Linked DNA regions of Mus musculus: region 2 is linked to region 1. The links are chromatin loops, found by intact Hi-C in ENCODE. Cell type or tissue: left cerebral cortex. All regions are shown on one strand. Links, peaks and the distances in the headings refer to the core of each region. The heading gives the core; the rest is flanking DNA. Region 1 has its middle 16 kb from the start of Tfap2a. Region 2 has its middle 32 kb from the start of 5033403F01Rik.

What was found. Hi-C counts contacts between places; a loop is a spot of excess contacts. Peaks named below come from ENCODE experiments on the same cell type or tissue, not always from the same donor. Only the 100,000 strongest peaks of a DNase experiment are listed, where the experiment ranks them.
Region 2: it touches region 1 in a loop (5-fold over the local background); 11 of 42 quality-filtered maps call a loop at or near these places.

The regions. Positions count from the first base shown.
Region 1 is chr13:40,745,429-40,754,310 of GRCm38, reverse strand. No RefSeq gene overlaps it. Among named protein-coding and RNA genes, the nearest start is that of Tfap2a, 16 kb to the right of the region's middle. In left cerebral cortex, for the core only: CTCF peaks have their summits at 1,498 (motif pointing right) and 5,073 (motif pointing right); a DNase peak (open chromatin) is centred at 5,079.
Region 2 is chr13:38,988,208-38,997,089 of GRCm38, reverse strand. No RefSeq gene overlaps it. Among named protein-coding and RNA genes, the nearest start is that of 5033403F01Rik, 32 kb to the right of the region's middle. In left cerebral cortex, for the core only: a CTCF peak has its summit at 4,412 (motif pointing left); a DNase peak (open chromatin) is centred at 4,393.

The sequences.
Region 1 (8,882 bases), core at 550-8,549:
ATCCACATCTTACCGACACGCTCACATGTTCAGGAACCATAAGAATATCGATGATGCGCTGGAGAGATGGCTCAGCGGTTGAGAGCACTGACTGCTCTTCCAAAAGTTGTGAGTTCCAATCCCAGAAACCACATAATGGCTGACAACCATCTGTAATGAGATCTGATGCCTTCTTCTGGGGTGTCTGAAGATAGCTGCAGTGAGCGAGCGGGGCCAGCGTGAGAAGCAAAAGTGTCTGAAGACAGCTACAGTGTACTTATATATAATAAATAAATAAATCTTAAAAGAAAGAATATAGGTGACTTGAGTCAGGTTTCTGTGGGCAACTGCGAATGTGATCAATTGGTACCTTGTCTGGTAAGGCATAGGAGGCCAATGTCTACACTATCTGCTACTGGTGGATGATACATGAGGTAGGTTTCGTAAATATGACCATGATTGGGAATCCTATAATCAGAGACATATCATTTATATATTGATATTGATGTTTTTGAGTGTGTGTGTGTGGTATATGTATATGTTTGTGTGGGTGTGTATAAAAGTCAGAGTTTGACACTGGATGTCTTCTTCAATCCCTCTTTGTCTTATTTTTGAGCCACATATTCAGGCTCTCTACCTGAATATGGAACTCATTTTGGTGAGGCTGGCTGGCCAGTAAATTTCAAGTATCTACAAACAAGAAAAACCTAATGTCAAATTGGATAGAAACTCGAAACTGAGGACCAACAGCTAAGGCGATCCTATCATTACCTTCACATTTGTGTCATGTGCCTTGGGGCTGTGAAAGGCAGCCTGTTTTGGTTGAGTGAGGCTTGCTCTGGAGACCAAGTAGAAAACTCTACAAGGGACTGAACAGTGAGCCACATTCCTAGAGACAGGTGCCTGCCACCACAGAGCCCCCAACTCCATAATTCTGTGACTATCAGTCACACAGACAAAGCCCCAAGTCCCTGGCATTCTGGCTAGACTCCGCCCCCAAAAGTTACCTGACAATAGCCAGCTATGCTCCTCTCCACAGTAAAAAGGAACCGCTTGACTTGGGAGGCAGAGGCAGGCGGATTTCTGAATTCGAGGCCAGCCTGGTCTACAGTGTGAGATCCAGGACAGCCAGGGCTGAACGGAGAAACCCTGTCTCAAAAAAACCTAAAAAAACCTAAAAAAAAAAACAAAAAACAAAACAAAACAAAACAAAACAAAAAAAACCTTAAAAAAAGGAGCTGTTTGGCCCCTCCTTGCTCTCTCTCTTTTTTTTAAAGATTTTATTTATTTATTTATTTATTTATTTATTTATTTATTTATTTATTATATATAAGTACACTGTAGCTGTCTTCAGACACACCAGAAGAGGGTATCAGATCTCATTATGGATGGCTGTGAGCCACCATGTGGTTGCTGGGATTTGAACTCAGGACCTTTGGGAGAGCAGTCTAGTGCTCTTAACCACTGAACCATCTCTCCGGCCTATATAGCCACATTTTTAAAGATTTATTTATTACATTTATATGAGTATACTGTAGCTGTTTTCAGACACACCAGAAGAGGGCATCAGATTCTATTACAGATGGCTGTGAGCCACCATGTGGTTGCTGGAAACCGAACTCATGACCTCTGGAAGAGCAGTCAGTGCTCTTAACCGCTGAGCCATCTCTCCAGCCCCCTCCTTGCTCTCTTTAAGCTCTCACTTTTTTTTTTTAAAAAGATTTATTATATGTAAGTACACTATAGCTGTCTTCAGACACTCCAGAAGAGGAGACCTGATCTTGTTAAGGATAGTTGTAAGCCACCATGTGGTTGCTGGAAATTGAACTCAGGACCTTCGGAAGAGCAGTCAGTATTCTTAACCGCTGAGCCATTTCTCCAGCCCCAGCTTTCACTTTTCTTACTCTCATCTCTAGTCCTCCTTCTCTCTCTCTCCCTTCCCCCCTCTCTTCATGTGGCCATGGCCAGCCTCTCTCTTTCTTTGACCTTCTCTCTTTCTCCCTGCCTTTCTACAATAAAGCTCTAAAACCATAGACCATCTCTGCTCATCAAGGCCCGCCATACTTGAACGATGGGATTGGCTTTCCCCTAAAGATCCACATCTAAGTTCCTGCCTGAAGACCTTCCTGCGCTCCAGCCACGGACCAGACCAAGGACTTTCGCCAGCGTGGGAACCACCCAGTGCCCCCTCTCTCCCTGCCCTCTTCTTCCTTCGTCCCTGGGGATGACCAAGTCACCCCTGGGGACCCCATTTTGTCCTCAGCGCTTCTGTGGTGTCCAGCAACGTCTGGGATGCCTGAGACTGAGAACCTGTTATCTGTGGCCTACATGAGACCCAGAGACCTTGGACTGCCCCCTGTCCACCCCCAATTGGGCTGGGTTCTGTGGCTTCACACAGCCAGACACCCACCCAGGGCAGCGTGGAAAGTGTGCAGCACTCCTCTCCCACTCCCTTTATTCCCCCACACCCACAGCCCTACATGTGCCCACACCCGAACACATACACACACACGCACACACACACACACACACACACACACACACACACACGCATAATACCAATGAGAAGAAGCTAAAGATAGAAAAAAATAAGTTTGAATGCAGGAATTTCAAACATACTGATGAAAAGTTATGTTTTAAGAACAATCAGAGAGTCTTGAAATGACAGTAAAAACTCAATAATTTATATACTCAAGCCAAATGTCAATTAAGCTTTTATCACTAATAATCACATGTAGTCTGGGCATGGTAACTCACACTAGCACACTCAGGTGGCTGAAGCAGGAGGACTGTAGGAGTTGAGCCAGTCTGAGCTATTTCTAAGACCCTGTTGCAAAAACAAAACAACACAAAAACAACAAAAAACTATAATAACTGTAATAGTTGATAATAATCACATAGAAAATGGAAATCAAAATAACTTTAATAATTGCATATATTGAGGTGGAGATCCAGCTCGGCTGGTTAAGTGCTTGTCTAGAGTGTATGAAGCCATGAGCTCGATCCTGGCACCACGGGAAACCGTGGGATGGCAGGTACTGCTCCAAAACAGATGTGGTGTTGGATGCCTTGTAATCGTAGGATTTAAAATGTGGAAAAGGGAAGATGAGGAGTTCAAGATCATTCTTGGCTTCTTAGTAAGTCTGAGGCCTGCCTGGCACACATAAGACCTTGCCTCCCTCTCCATCCCTCCTTTCAAGTTGTACATAACCGGATTTATGACCCAGTATCTTAGTTAAGGTTTTACTGCTGTGAACAGACACCATGACCAAGGCAACTCTTATATGGACAGCATGTAATTGGGGCTGGCTGACAGGTTCAGAGGTTCAGTCCGTTATCAAGATGGGATCATGGTGGCATCCAGGCAGGCATGGTGCAGGAGGAGCTGAGAGTTCTACATCTTCATCTGAAGGCTGCTAGCAGAATACGGACTTCCAGGCAATTAGAATGAGGGTCTTAAAGCCATATTGACACACCTACTCCCACAAGGCCACACCTCCTAATAGTGCCACTCTCTGGGCCTAGCCATAAACCATGGAGTTTTCAAAAATTTGCCAATCTCTAAAGCAATTAAACTTGAATCTTTGCATACTCTCCCTGGCCTTAGTCATTTTTTCTCTAATTTAAAGATTTATTTTATTCTTTTAATTACATAAATGGGGAGGGGGATCTATGTGCACGTGAATGCTGGTGCCTGCTGAGGTCAGATGCATTGAATTCCCAGGAGCTGGAGCTGCAAGCAGCTGTAAGCCTCCTGACATAGGGATTGGGATCCAAACTCAGTTGCTGCGGAAGAGCAGTGTGCTCCTCTTTATCAGTGAGCCATCTCTCAGTGTGTTTATGGATTTCCCAGAAGCATCCGAATTCCTGTAGACAAGGATGTGAACCAGTAAGTGTGAGAATCTTTTTTTATCTTGTCAGGGGCAGGAATGATGACTTTGTGGGTAACCATGCTTTCTGCCATGCCTGGTGGGGATCTCTTGAACTCCCAAGGTGGAAAGAGAGGACAAATCCCACAGAGTTGTCCTAAGAGCTCTCCAGAGGTGCTGCCTCCAGCTCCGCACAGTGTGGAGCTTCAAGGACGGACAGCTCGCTGGAGTCTGTCTTTTTTTGTTTGTTTGTTTTTTGTTTTTGAGACAGGGTTTCTTTCTCTGTATAGTCCTGGCTGTCCTGGAACTCACTTTGTAGACCAGGCTAGCCTCGAACTCAGAAATCTGCCTGCCTCTGCCTCCACCATGTGGATCCCCGGGATCAGGATCCAGTGGCTGGGCTTGGCTGCATGAGCCTTTATCCAAAGAACCATCTCACTTGCCCAAATGTGTGACGCTTAAGCCAAGATCCATCCCTTTGGGCAAAGGAGGTTCCTTTCCTATCTCCTCTTTATACACTTGGCTACTTCATAACAAAACAAACCCTGAGAGGAATGGGGAGCGACAGTAACTTCCTCCTCACTCCTCCTGTAGCCACAGAAGGCCGTTTTTATTTTTAAGTTACTGTGGGACAGAGCACAATGGTTGGCCATTTACAGAACCGAAGTCGTTCTCGTCAGAGCTATTCGGACAACTGGAGCAGGTTTGCCAAGATGACAGAAAGCGGAGGTCATGGATTCCGATGAAGAAACAGGAAGGGCATTCACAAGCTTTTGGCACACTGACCTTTAAGTTGATGGCTTGGCTAGAGACGGGTAACTGGGTTTTCCCAAACTCCTTTTTTATTACCCTCCAGGAGAATGACTGAGTCTAAGAGCTAGATGAGACCTCAGAGCAGATCTCCCTGTTCCTCCTACCAGTTGCTACTGGTTTCAAGTTGGAAGAATTTGGGACAAAGGAATTGAGGCAGGACAGGATTATCCCAGAAGCCCGTGGCAAAAGTCAGACCCTCCCTCCTCATTTCCACATTCTTTCTCTGGTCCTTCTTCCTGACCATGGCTCCTTTACCAGGTTTCTTTGACTGTGTTTACGGGACCTAAAGTGCGGAACAGCCCCGCCTTCCGCCCCCCCCCCCCCCCCAGCCCGCCTCCTGCCCGAAGTCCAAGACCAGGCTTTAGTTTTATCCGTCAGTTTTCTGAAGGGACACACGAGGGCAGCAAAGGTTTAGGAAAAATATTTAGTTCGTTGGCCAACAGAAGTTCAAGACGTTAGGGAAAGGAGTTATTGGAGGTTTGTCTTGGGGTTGTTTATTTGATGGCCCTGAGATTAATTGTTGTTTGTCCGTCTCAACAAGAGGTTGAGGACTTTAGAAGATATGTCCTTCGCCACGGCTCAATCAGTTTCTAAATGTACCTCTGCTAAGAAGTGGTGTAAAGCACGCCTTAGAAATAGGAACCACGGGCTAGTACAGTAGGTCAGGGTGATTGCTACCAAGCCCCGATGACCTGAATTCAGTCCCTGAGGCCTACACGATAGAAGGGGAAGCAGGATTTCTGCAAGCTCTCCTCCGACCTTTACAAATGAGCACATGCACACAATAAAAAAAGTAAATAACTAAATGTTAAAAACAGAAGCCTGCCCCCCTTTTGAATGCTAACATTCAATTGCATCCTTACAGAAATTGTGAGCTTCGGTATGGTGTGAAGATTTAAGAATCACGAAACTTGGGGAAGATTTCTTTTTGCTACTGTCCTAACACATTTTTGTCGTATGGATTTTTGGTAAAAAAAATTTTTAAACACTTGCTCATTTAATGATTTCATTTCTTCTTGTTGTTTCTTATTCATCCCTAGTACGTCTCAGTCAAATTGTGATTACTGGATTTTCAGCTGCCTTCCTACTATATCTGCTTGGTTCTGACAGGCGGGACAAATAGCCTAATACAGCTGTGTGCGTCTGTAGCTCCAGTTACCCAGAAGACTTACGACTGTAGGATTGCGTGCAGGAAAGGGACCAGGGTGAGGACTGGGCAGACTGGAGTGGGTGGCATGGAACACACTGACAACATTGAAAGGGAAACTTTATTGTCACAAGATATTAGTTCTCTGTCCAGACTCTTAAAAAAAAAAAAACACACATTTATTTTTATTCTTTGTGTATGTGAGTCTTTTGCACTTCTGAATGTCTGTGCCTGCATAAATGTCTGTGCATCCATGTGTATGCCTGGTGCTCTTGGAGGCCAGTGGAGGGCATCAGATACCCCGAAAGTGGAGTTACAGGTGATTGTGAGCTGCCATCTGAGTGCTAGGAACCTGAGTCCTCTGCAAGAGCATCACGTGTTTTTTTTTTGTTTTGTTTTGTTTTTTGTTTTTGTTTTTTTGTTTGTTTGTTTTTGTTTTTTGAGACAGGGTTTCTCTGTATAGCCCTGGTTGTCCTGGAGCTCACTCTGTAGACGAGGCTGGCCTCGAACTCAGAGATCTGCCTGCCTATGCCTCCTGAGTGCTGGGATCAAAGATATACATGTGGCCTCATCTAGTGTTCCTAACTCTCCAGCCCCACAGTGTCCAGACTCTTTGCAGCACATTAAAGACACGGGCAGGCATAGGTCTGCCTAATTAGGTAACATTCATTTTCTGGTTTTCTTTTCAGTAGAGGTTGAGCTCCTTGCTGGGACACATTCTCTCTCTCTCTCTCTCTCTCTCTCTCTCTCTCTCTCTCTCTTTCTGCCTCTCACACACACACACACACACACACACACACACAACATTAAAGAGCCTTTTATTAACTTTGGAGTTCTTTACACTTCCTGACCAAGATAGGCAATGGTTACCTAACATCACTGATCATTCTGTCCTCTCAGTTTACATTTATTAGTTTAAAAAAAAAAATCTTATCAGATCTTTAATCCAAGATACACACTAATGTATTAACTCCTTAGGAAATGTGTATAGAGAGGACCGGCCACCAGTCTGGACATTCAATTACCTCTTTTACTAATAGTCTCAGTAGTTCTCAGATAACTGTATGGGAGTGAACTGGAGTCAGCATATAGGTTTGTAGAGGGCTCAGTATACTCATACTTCACATTTTTACAAGGGGCATTATCATAAAAGCCTTAATGCTCTCAACGTCTAGTTCTGATGACTCCTTCCTCAGGGTAAAATTATGGAAAATGTACTGAATTCTGTCTCTTTGGGAGTCTTGAGCCAAGCCACTGTTTAACCTCAAACACCACAAGTCAAATTTTCCCTATTGCATGCTGGCGTTTCAACACACTGGGAGTTGCCAAAGCCGTAGGATGCCCACTTGTTTCTAGTAGTAGAGTTAAAGAACACTTATATATGTTAAAAGTAATGCTTGAAATCGTAGGATTTTTTTTTTTTTTGTATTAAATATTTGAATGAAATTGGAATGCTTAAACTGGGTATTTTTTTTACATGCACACACTTATTTCGTATGGTAATAATCATTGCTTGGATATTCTAATAAAAAGAGGAGACTGTTTTAAGTACATGTTCTTTCTTTATTAAACGTATGAGCTTCATTCGAATTTAATTTTTCAAAAAATTAAAATAGAAGCCTGAAACAGCCAAATGCTGCTGTAAAATCCTTGTTCTACTGAGGGTCATAGACAGCTTTGCCTTTAAAAGTTCCTGAGGCAAATGAAAACCAGTTTTTCATAATTAGAAATAAACTATTTAGGGTGAAGACCACAATTATCGGAGTATCCTATAATTTGCGTATTTTACATAGCAATTCTCCAAGTCAGAAAGTGTGTATAAATTGTCAGGTTTGTGTATTTGTTTTCAATCACTCTGGGGTCGGGGAGGGGAAGCAGTCCCTTCCCTTCTTCTGAGCACCACTCTTCAAAGGAAAATGATGAAATTCTCACATTCCCAGCCTCCTGGCTGAAATCTTCTAATTAAAAAGGTTATGCAATGTACATTGGGAGCTTCAAAACCTGAAGGTTTAAGTTTGGGGACAGGTGATGTCAGAACGCTCTGTCGAACATCCTCCAGACATCTCTCACCTCAGTGGCTTTGTTAAATTGCCAATTAAAAACCTGAATAAAACTCAGCACGTTGAAATAAAGATAGAGAAAAGCACAATGCTGTTGAAGGTCTCTCTAGGGTGCCAAGAAAGTATCAAATACTGTTTTATTGGGGGGGGGGATCAATTTTTTTTAAAAGAATTATTTACTTATTTTAAGTATATGAGTACACTGTAGCTGTCTTCAGACACACCAGAAGAGGGCATCAAATCCCCATTGCAGGTGGTTGTGAGTCACCATATGGTTGCTGGGAATTGAACTCAGGACCTCTGAAAGAATAGCCAGTGCTCTTAACCACTGAGCCATCTCTCCAGCCCGGGATAAATGTTTTTTAAAAACACACAGAAGCAAAACTCCCCAGACCCTGAAGAACCAGCTATATCTGAAACGCAGAACCATCTGGCTTGTCATTTTGGGATTGTCCATAAATATTAGTTTTACAAAGCCCAACATACCTACAAGCACCGAGAGCTGTCCTTTAAGCCACGTTTGAGAAAATAAACAAGGCTCTGATATGAAGAAATTATCCAGCAAGGTGTTGGTGGCCCAGTGTTTAATCCCAGCACCTAGAAAGCAGAGGCAGGCAGCTCTCTGTGATTTGGAGGCCAACTTGCTCTACTAAGGGAGTTCCAGGACAACCAGAGCTGTATAGAGAGACTCTACCTCCAACAACAAAACAAAACAAAAACGAAGAAAGAAGAAAGTAGATGGATGGATGGATAGATAGATAGATCGATAGATAGATAATCGGGCAGTGGTGGCCCTTGCATTTGATCTCAGGACTAGGCAGAGACTGGCTGATTTTTGGGTGTGAGGCCAGCCTGGTCTACAGAACAAGTTCTAGGACAGCCAAGGATACACAGAGAAGCCCTGTCTCAAAAACCAAAATGCATGCATACATACATACATACATACATACATACATACATACATACATACAGGCAGACAGACTGCAATGGGTGTGAGGCCAGCCCGGGCTACAT
Region 2 (8,882 bases), core at 406-8,405, 1.8 Mb after region 1:
TATTCATTTCTTCTTCCTAACTTCTTTAAACTCTATCCCACTTTCCTAGCCATCTAACTTATGTACTATTTTTATTCAAACCCAATTTGTGCTTGCCATATACTCCTAGGTGTGAAATCATCTCTTGGAGCATGGTTGACCTACCAGGTACACACTCTTTAAAATACTGAAACTCCTCCTGGCAGCTATTAATGGCTATATGTACTCTGCCCATTCTCTTGGGAATGGGAACACACCCAGTGGTTGACCTACCAAGTGCTCACCCTTAAAGAATACTGACTCTCCTCCCAGCAGTTATCAACTGCCAGCTTTCCAGCTAGAAATGGGACTGCATGTCCACCTCCCCCCTCCTATGCTGGGATTTTTGTCTACCATGAGCTTGTACTGGTCTTGTGCATTCATCCCATCACAACCACTATGAGTTCTTGTGTGCAGCTGCCCTGTTGCTTCCAGAAAAGTTTCTTGTAGTCATCCATCTCTGGCTCTTACAACCTTTCTCCCCTCCCCACCCCCCACGGTGATTCCTGAGCCTTCCAGGCATAAAATGTGGCATAGATGACCCTTAGGGCTAAGTACTCTGAGGTCTTTCATCTCTGTATGTTGACTGATTATGGGTCTGTGTGTTATTCTTCACAAAATGAAAAAAAGGGCTTCTCTGATTTAGTGAGGTGTGAGTGATGTCTCACTAAACACACATATTAGTGATGCAAACCTCCTCCCACCACTGTGTGTGTGTGTGTGTGTGTGTGTGTGTGTGTGTGTGTGTGTGTGTGTGTAGCAGTTTGGTCCAAACTTCTAGGCTTTGATGACCCTTTGGCTTGAGCTTCCCAAGTAATTGCAAGTCCAGACACACGCCATCATGCCTAACTTTAATCTTCAAATTCTAAATGTCATACACTGCACCTAACATTTGTTGTGCCTTATTTCTTTTTAACACAGTAGCTCTTGGTGTACATTAGCGTTACCTGACAATTTGTTGGAAATGTAAATTCCTATTATATATTTCATAATCTACAGGATTGAACCTATGCAGTTTTTATTTTGAAGACTTTTGTTCATTTTTTTATATGGGCACACCCCTGATTGGTGGATGTGTCTACCAAATGGATGCAGTGCCCCCTCAGGCCAGAAGAGGGGACACTGGAACTTGAGGTATAGATGGTAGTGAGCCACCTGACGTGGGTGCTGGGAACTGACGCCAGGTCTCCTGAAAGTGATCGTATCCACTGAGCCATCTCTTCAGTTCTGCACTCTGAATTTGGATAGGCCCTCAGGCGATTCTGAGGCCTGTTAAAGCCATAGAATACATTATCTTTGTGCTCTCAAAGAGTTATTTTATAAGTATGTCCATGTGCATGTGAGAATGTGCCTTCTAAAAGAACCAGATTCCCGGGTCTTCTAGCTCAGTCTGAAGGCCCTTTCAGTGAACAACAGAAAAATACTGCTCAGCTCTCGACACTCTTCCCTATACCTGTTCTCTGCCAATTCAAGTCATTGAGAACAAGCTCTGAACACTATTATACAATAAATAAGGAGGTTTTGTTGTTGTTCATTAGTGTTCCTAAAATGCCTTCCAAGCCTTTTGTCCACATAAAGTGTTGCTGATCTCACACATAAATGATGGCATGACACAATCTCATGCTTGGTATAGGGTACAAATTCTAAACATACTGGTTCTGTTCAATGGCAATAAAGCAATTAACACTGCAAGTCTGACGTGTGCAAGACGAGGCTTAAATCTCATCAGCGCCATCTCCCTTCCCTAACACTCGTTTTTTATTTTCCTCCTGGGCTGGCAGAGGCATGTGAAGACCCATCAGATTAATGTCACATGTCTTAAAGCAGCATCTTTGAAATAAAATTGTGTTTTTGTTGAATAATTATATTCAGTGTGTAATGTTGTATATCAAACTCTCCCAAAACTTTAAGGCTAGAATCAAAAGTACATTTATTATATTAAAAAAAAAAAAACTCCTTTGAGATTGAAATATTTGATCCTGCAAGAAGCTCCATAGGCCGGAAGATAAGCAATTCAAGTTAGCTTCAGGAAGTCCCTGAAACTGAACAGATTCACTAGACCCCTCCCTGCCAAAGCAAGCAATAAAAGTTAAGAGTTCCCCTCAGAAAAGGAAACTGAGCAGCCAAGAAGATTCAGTCAAGCTGAGTTGCAAAGAAGACTCTGAGACCAGACCAGCTACCTTGAAGAGATTTAGATCAACTCAGCCACCTGAAAAGGACACTCTCCAATCTGTTGAGGTACCTGCAGGCTGTGCAGCCTGCTCCAGGTTTCCAGCTTTGTAAGCTGATGCCCATGCTGGGGTAGTCTTTGGGCTAATTTCTGTTCCTCTAAATAAACCCTCACCCAAATTCGTGTAAGTAACCCCAATATCTTTGATGGTATCTGCTCTTTCATCTGTCATAAGTTCCCTAACTGGTATGAGTAGTCACGTGCATTGCATCTCCCCAAAAAAAGCTTTATCACACACCACCAATATCTGGCTCATTTCAGCAATTTGAGCAAGGATTAACAAGCGCAACCTATCTCTAGTAGTCCCAGAAGATGAAAGGAGCTGGCCTGAGAAAGTAAAAACACTTCTGAAAAGGATTGCTCCCATGACAGTCATGTAGGAAATCATCGAAATTGCTGCTCGGTTAGGACCTTTCATTTCTCCATCTGGTCCTCCCCACACTTCACATGGGGCTCGTTCACCGCATGGCAGCTCGAGTCCAGGAGTCAATGCTCCAGGAGGCAACAAGCAAGAGTTTTCAAAATCTGAAGGCCATAAATAGAAAGCCAGTCCAGTACCACTTTTAACATATAGTATGTGTCAAGGGCACCTAAGAACCCATATAAATTCCAGGAAAGAGAATACATGTCCCTTATTTTATTTTTTTTTATTTTTTTATTTTTGTGGAGAGTAATCTCAAAGAACTCCTGACCATCTTTAATTTGCCAAAGACTCTTTATTCACTTGGATATAGATTTTGAGCTAATGATATTGTTAGCTTTCTTTGGCTACATGTTATATGTTTCATGTAAGAATTTAGTGAAATCAAGAAAAAAACTTTTAAAAGCTGAATATATTTAAGGATTAAAGATTATATTTGAAAACCAGGATTTACATTGCTCTGTTAAAACTAGATCTGTAACTAGAACCAAGAACAACTAACAACCCTGCTTCTATAAAGGCTGGGTGACCATAGAGCATCTTTTGGACCCTGGAAGGACTATCATACATTACTGGTTGGCTTCGTGTCAACTTGACACAAGCCAGAGTCATCAGAGAGGAAAGAGCCTCAGTTGAGGAAATGCCTCCATCAGATCCACGTGTAAGGCATTTTCTCAGGTAGTGATCACTGAGGGAGGGCCCAGCCCATTGGCATGGTGCTATCCCTGGGCTGATGATCCTGGGTTCTATAAGAAAGCAGCAAATCAGAGAAAGGAAGCCAGTTAGCAGCACCCCTCCATGACCTCTGCATCAGCTCCTGTCTCCAGGTCCCAGCCCTGCTTGAACTCCTGTCCTGACCTTCTGTGGTGGTAAAAGACAATGTGGGCAAGTAAGCCAAAGAAACCCTTTACTCCCCAGCATGCCTTTTGACTGTGGTGTTTCATCATAGGACAGAAACATCATAAGACAGTCACAATAGTTAAATAGATCTAGCAGCACTCAAAATAAAAATGGCACATTATCAATCTAATGATACACCGACCTATATGCTTAATAGCAGACACTGTTTTTTTTGTTTTGTTTTGTTTTGTTTTGTTTTTTCCCCCTCTTTCAATAGAATTTCCCAGGGGAAAAAAAAGTCTCCAGTGTTCAACTTCACTTGGCCTTTGAAACACAAATTTGTTGAGGGGAAAATAGTTTTTTTTTGCAAACCTTAAGTATTGCTAAATCCATTAGAACAGATAATAGGAGAGCTATAGAGAGAGTCACTACATTCTGAGAGAGGTAAAGCAATGTAGCATATACTTTTAGTTTAAGTACATATTGAGGTCAAAATAGAGCAGTGTATGTTGCTATAGGCTCGGATGTAGCCACCAATTAATTAAAAACCGTTTCCTCATGTCAAAGCAAACATAACCAGTCAGAACAACATGGCTGGCTTTGTGGTTGCTTTCTTGTTGATCCCCAGATCCACCAGTAAAGCTCCAATTCAAGGCAGAGGCCATCAGCATTGAGTTTCACACAGCCAGAGCCTGAGAGAAACCACATCATTTCAAAGGGTAAACGAACAATATGCCACATATCTGACTGCCACACGTATAGTCTTACAAAGTGACGTGGGATTGCTGTGTAGTGCTTCAACCGTTAACTTGGTGAATCCTAATTAATCTGAGGTGCCAAGTTTTTGCTGGAAACCCTGCACCAAGTCTCAGATGCAGTCGGCTGCTTCCCCCTTCTGGCCAAAGGTGGAGAGAATTTTGAGCTTACTAGTTTGAGCAGGACAGCATTTGAAGTCAGGTCTGAAACAATGAAAATTTACTATACATTCTCTCAGCAAAATAAAGAAGGCATGGGTCTAAGATCCAGGAATCTTCTCCTAGGACAATTCTCACTGGAAAGAGCCTCCAAAACATAGAAATGAGATTTCCCTTCTGTTTGCCAAATGGCCTTCAGATGAGAAAAGGTGGACTTCGTTGCTCTGGGGTCACTGGGGACTAACGTATTTTGATTGTCAACTAAGATTATTCATACAGAGTCGACTAGGCATTGGTGGCTCTACAGAGAAGAATAAGAAATTATACAGATAAAAGCTATACAGATTTTTTATTTCAAGGTCTAAATGGAGTCAATTCCTCCTCGTGGTCCTGCAAGAACGGTGAAGGAGTCATTATGTGCAGAGGCTCAAAACATTTCACTTAATTGGGGTAATTTAAAGAGTTTCAATCTCCTCATTGTCTGTCTATATTTGTCCACAGGGCTCAAAAACTGAGAATTCAAAATTATATTCTCACAATATCAAGAGGAAAGAGACTTTTATAAAAAAGAAAATAAAAACTCTCATCCAACGATCTTTGCCTAATTTATATTATCATAAGTCTGCAGGCACAACAAGAATCTTTACAGGTAAAAAGTACTCTATCTCATTCAAAGGAATAAAGTTTAGGATAATAAATTCTGCTAAACCTATGTTTCTAGAGGTGTGTGTTTGTTTTGAAATACTGATAAGAATTATGAAATATTTGTTGACTGAGGAATATCTGAAAGAAAAGAACAACTAAACTGAATCCTTCTGTTCCATATTAATTTTTAGACATTGAATAGAAGGTTCCCAAGGAGTCAGAGAAAGTGAGTGATTCAAAATCAATAGAATGGATAAGCGCCAGGGTCAACTATACACAAAAAAGAAATCAAGTACATACAGGGCAGTGTGGCCTCTTCTAAATTTGTTGTAAGTTCTCCAAATAACATGAGCCTGCTTGTTTTTTTCTAAAGACGTTCAGGCAAATTAAGCCAAACCAAGTTGCCATTAGATGAGAGGGGGTGGGTAAAATGGAGGGACATCACCATCTCTGTCTCGACCCACTGTGCTCAGTAGTGGAAGGCACACCCAGGGTTGTACAAGGCTGGGCTCACTCAGCCACTCCTAGCTCAGTCCCAACCATTTTCATTCTGTAAAACACAGCAGTACATTCACCACCAGAGCTTGCTAATTGGAGCTTGGACATGTGAATAATAAATGTCTAAAGCATCCAAGAAGTGAGGTCTGCTGGGACCTGAGGGGTTCCCTTGGAGAGAGTCATGTGTCCCCACCCTGAGATGAAATATGATACATATTTGCTCTTTACTTCCCATGAGCAAAGGATATATTAGAACCATTTTTGAGGTTGGGGTACCGGGGTGGGCAATGTTTTCCTGTCCGACTTAAGCATTGAAATCAAATCAGAGTATCTGTCCTGATCAGAGACAGGGAAATAGCCCTTCGTAGAGAATAATCTGACCTCTGTGGTATGGCCCATGTGAGGTTCCCTTGAACCATGAAGGCACAAGATGAAATCCACCAAAGAAGGAACAAGTGGTGGTGTGCATGCCTTTCATCTAACATAGGCTGACCACTTTGCAGTGAGAGCCTACAGGAGAAATAAAATGCTGTGAACATGGAGTCTCTCATGGACTCTTGGAGACACCCTGACCAGAGTAGCGACTAGATCAGAGGGACACCATGCAGAAGGTGACTATGTAGGGACATTGGATGGGCACACGGAAGGAAAGACATGCTAGTGGTTTCCAATGAAGCAGGGTGAAGTACAATCACCTCTGTAAGTCAATAAGTTATAAGGAAATCAGTTTGAACCCCGCAGGCCTTTAGAAGGCAAAACCTACGTGAAGTAAGACGTTGTATTGACCACTGAGAGGTTTGAAAACCACACTGAGATGTTTTGTATAGCTCAGTTTGTGTTGGGAAGAAGTTCAGTTTTCAGTGAACTAGGGATGCTTAGATGGCTCACTGGGTAAAGCACTTGCCCTGTGATTTGAATAGCGTGAGTTCAGTCCCGAGCTCCCTAGCATCCCCGGTGGAAGCAGAGAATAGTTTCCTGTAAGCTATCTTCTGACATCTGTATGCATACCATCACACAGAGACACACACAGACACACAGACACAGACATACACACACACACAGATCGTCACGTGCAAAGACACACAGATAGACAGATACACAGATACACAGACACACAGAGATAGACACACACACACATCCCACACTGAATTTTTTAAAAACTCCTTAGCAGACTCAAAGTGGTCCAATACCCAGCACCATTATCATCACATAGAACTGTTTATAGACTACTTTAGACTTACTAATTCATGATCTCTATGATAACATGACCTATGTACACATTAAAGTTGAAGAATTGTCAACTTTAAAATGCCAGCTGAGCAACCACCATAATGGTCTTTTGGCTTCTACTTCTTCCACCTTAACTTTCTCCCTCCTTCTCCCTCCTTGTATTTTTTCCTCTTCCCCTTGCTTTCAGGAATAAAACACACCTTACCCTCTAAGAGATGACACTAGCATACATGTACACCAAGGGATAGCTCATCACTTACCTCTCCTTTGCCTGGAATGAAATTACCACATCCAGAGACGCAGAAACTATCCTATAACGATGATGTAGAGCGAATAAGGATGAATGTCATTGTCTAGAGATGGCAGAGGAAGAGACCAAAGGAACTCATCTTGTTAACTCACCTCCAACAAGAACTGGGCGCCATCGTTTTTGGCCTGGTAGCTATACTGGCTCTCTTCACTAAACAATCCATTCACTCACACTGCTTTACTCAGGTGTTCTATCACTTTAGCTGCCATATTGTGGCAGGGTTCCAAAACAGCTGAATCCATAAACTCAGCTAGAATATGCTGGGTGAAGAGAGAGGAGTTTTACATTATACTTCCTACAGGCTTTTATGTGGTATGGAGGGAGGGGTGTCAGCAGGTACAAGACTTTGGAGAGGGAAAAGGGCTGAAGATCAAAGCATCCTGGGTGATAAGAATCAAAGAAGGAAGGGCAAGAAATGAAATTTTAAATCATTGAAGAAAAGAAAAAAACAAACAATTTAAACGCCCCACATTTGCACAGGAATAGAAAACAGCTGGAATATGATCTTAGTCATAGAATGCATTCCAAAAATGGATGCACTCCATCTTCCCATGATGCCCCGGTCGGTCGCTGGGCTGCAGCAACAGACCACTGGCCATTATGACTGTCCACGTGGAGAGGAGTAGCCGAAACACTGCTGGGCAGAGTGTGGCCTTCCCTGAAGCCTACCAGCCAATGTACAAGCCAGCTGGAGGATGGGAGAGCAGATTGTAGGGACCAGGAACTTGGCCAGCTGGAGGATGGGAGAACAAAGTGTAGGGACCAGGAACTTGGGGCTTGACCTTAAAGAGGGACGGACCTTGTGAAGTGTTGTCGCTCCTCAGATTAGAGGCAGACACTGCTGTGGCTTGAATATGAAGGGGAGAAAGATCTGGAAGTTGTAGAGTCTGCCCTCACTTCCTGTTCATGCTCTGCTTCCTGACTGAGGATGTAATGTGACCAGTTAGCCACTAAGGAGAGAGGGTATGGTCTAGCTCACAATTCAGAGGCCCGTGCCCTCTCTCACGAGTCCCTGCTGCTTTAGACCTGTGCAGCACAGTGCACAGGGGACAAATGCTGGCTGAAAGTGGCTGCTCACCTCGCAGTGGCTAGGGAGTTTGGTTGTCTGTTTGCTTGCCTTGGCCTGATCAAGTTGAATTTCTATGTCTTAAAAGAAGTTCATTGCTATCCCAAAAGTCTCCCACACCCTCCCCCGCCCCCAACTCCCCTACCCACCCATTCCCATTTTTTTGGCTCTGGCGTTCCCCTGTACTGGGGCACATAAAATTTGCTTGTCCAGTGGGCCTCTCTTTCCAGTGATGGCCGACTAGGCCATCTTTTGATACATATGCAGCTAGAGTCAAGAGCTCCGGGGTACTGGTTAGTTCATAATGTTGTTCTACCTACAGGGTTGCAGATCCCTTTAGCTCCTTGGGTACTTTCTCTAGCTCCTCCATTGGGGGCCCTGTGATCCATCCAATATACATACATAATAAAAAAATGGGGTACAGAGCTAAAACAACAACAACAACAACAAAAACAACAACAACAAAAAAAAAGAATAAACTATCTCTTGTTCCCTTTGGGGGGAAAAAAAAGAAGTTCATATTTGTCATAAACATTCACTGATTTTCCTCTTTGGACCCCTCCTCTGCTTGCTTGCTTTTATGCATCTCTGCTATGTGTTTGCTATTGAGTTTTCTTATGAGGGCAGCATTTGCTCTTTTGTGTCTGTTTTTGCTTCAGAAAGTTCTTTTCTTATTTCACACCTACTGGGGATTGGCCTCCTCATGTTTC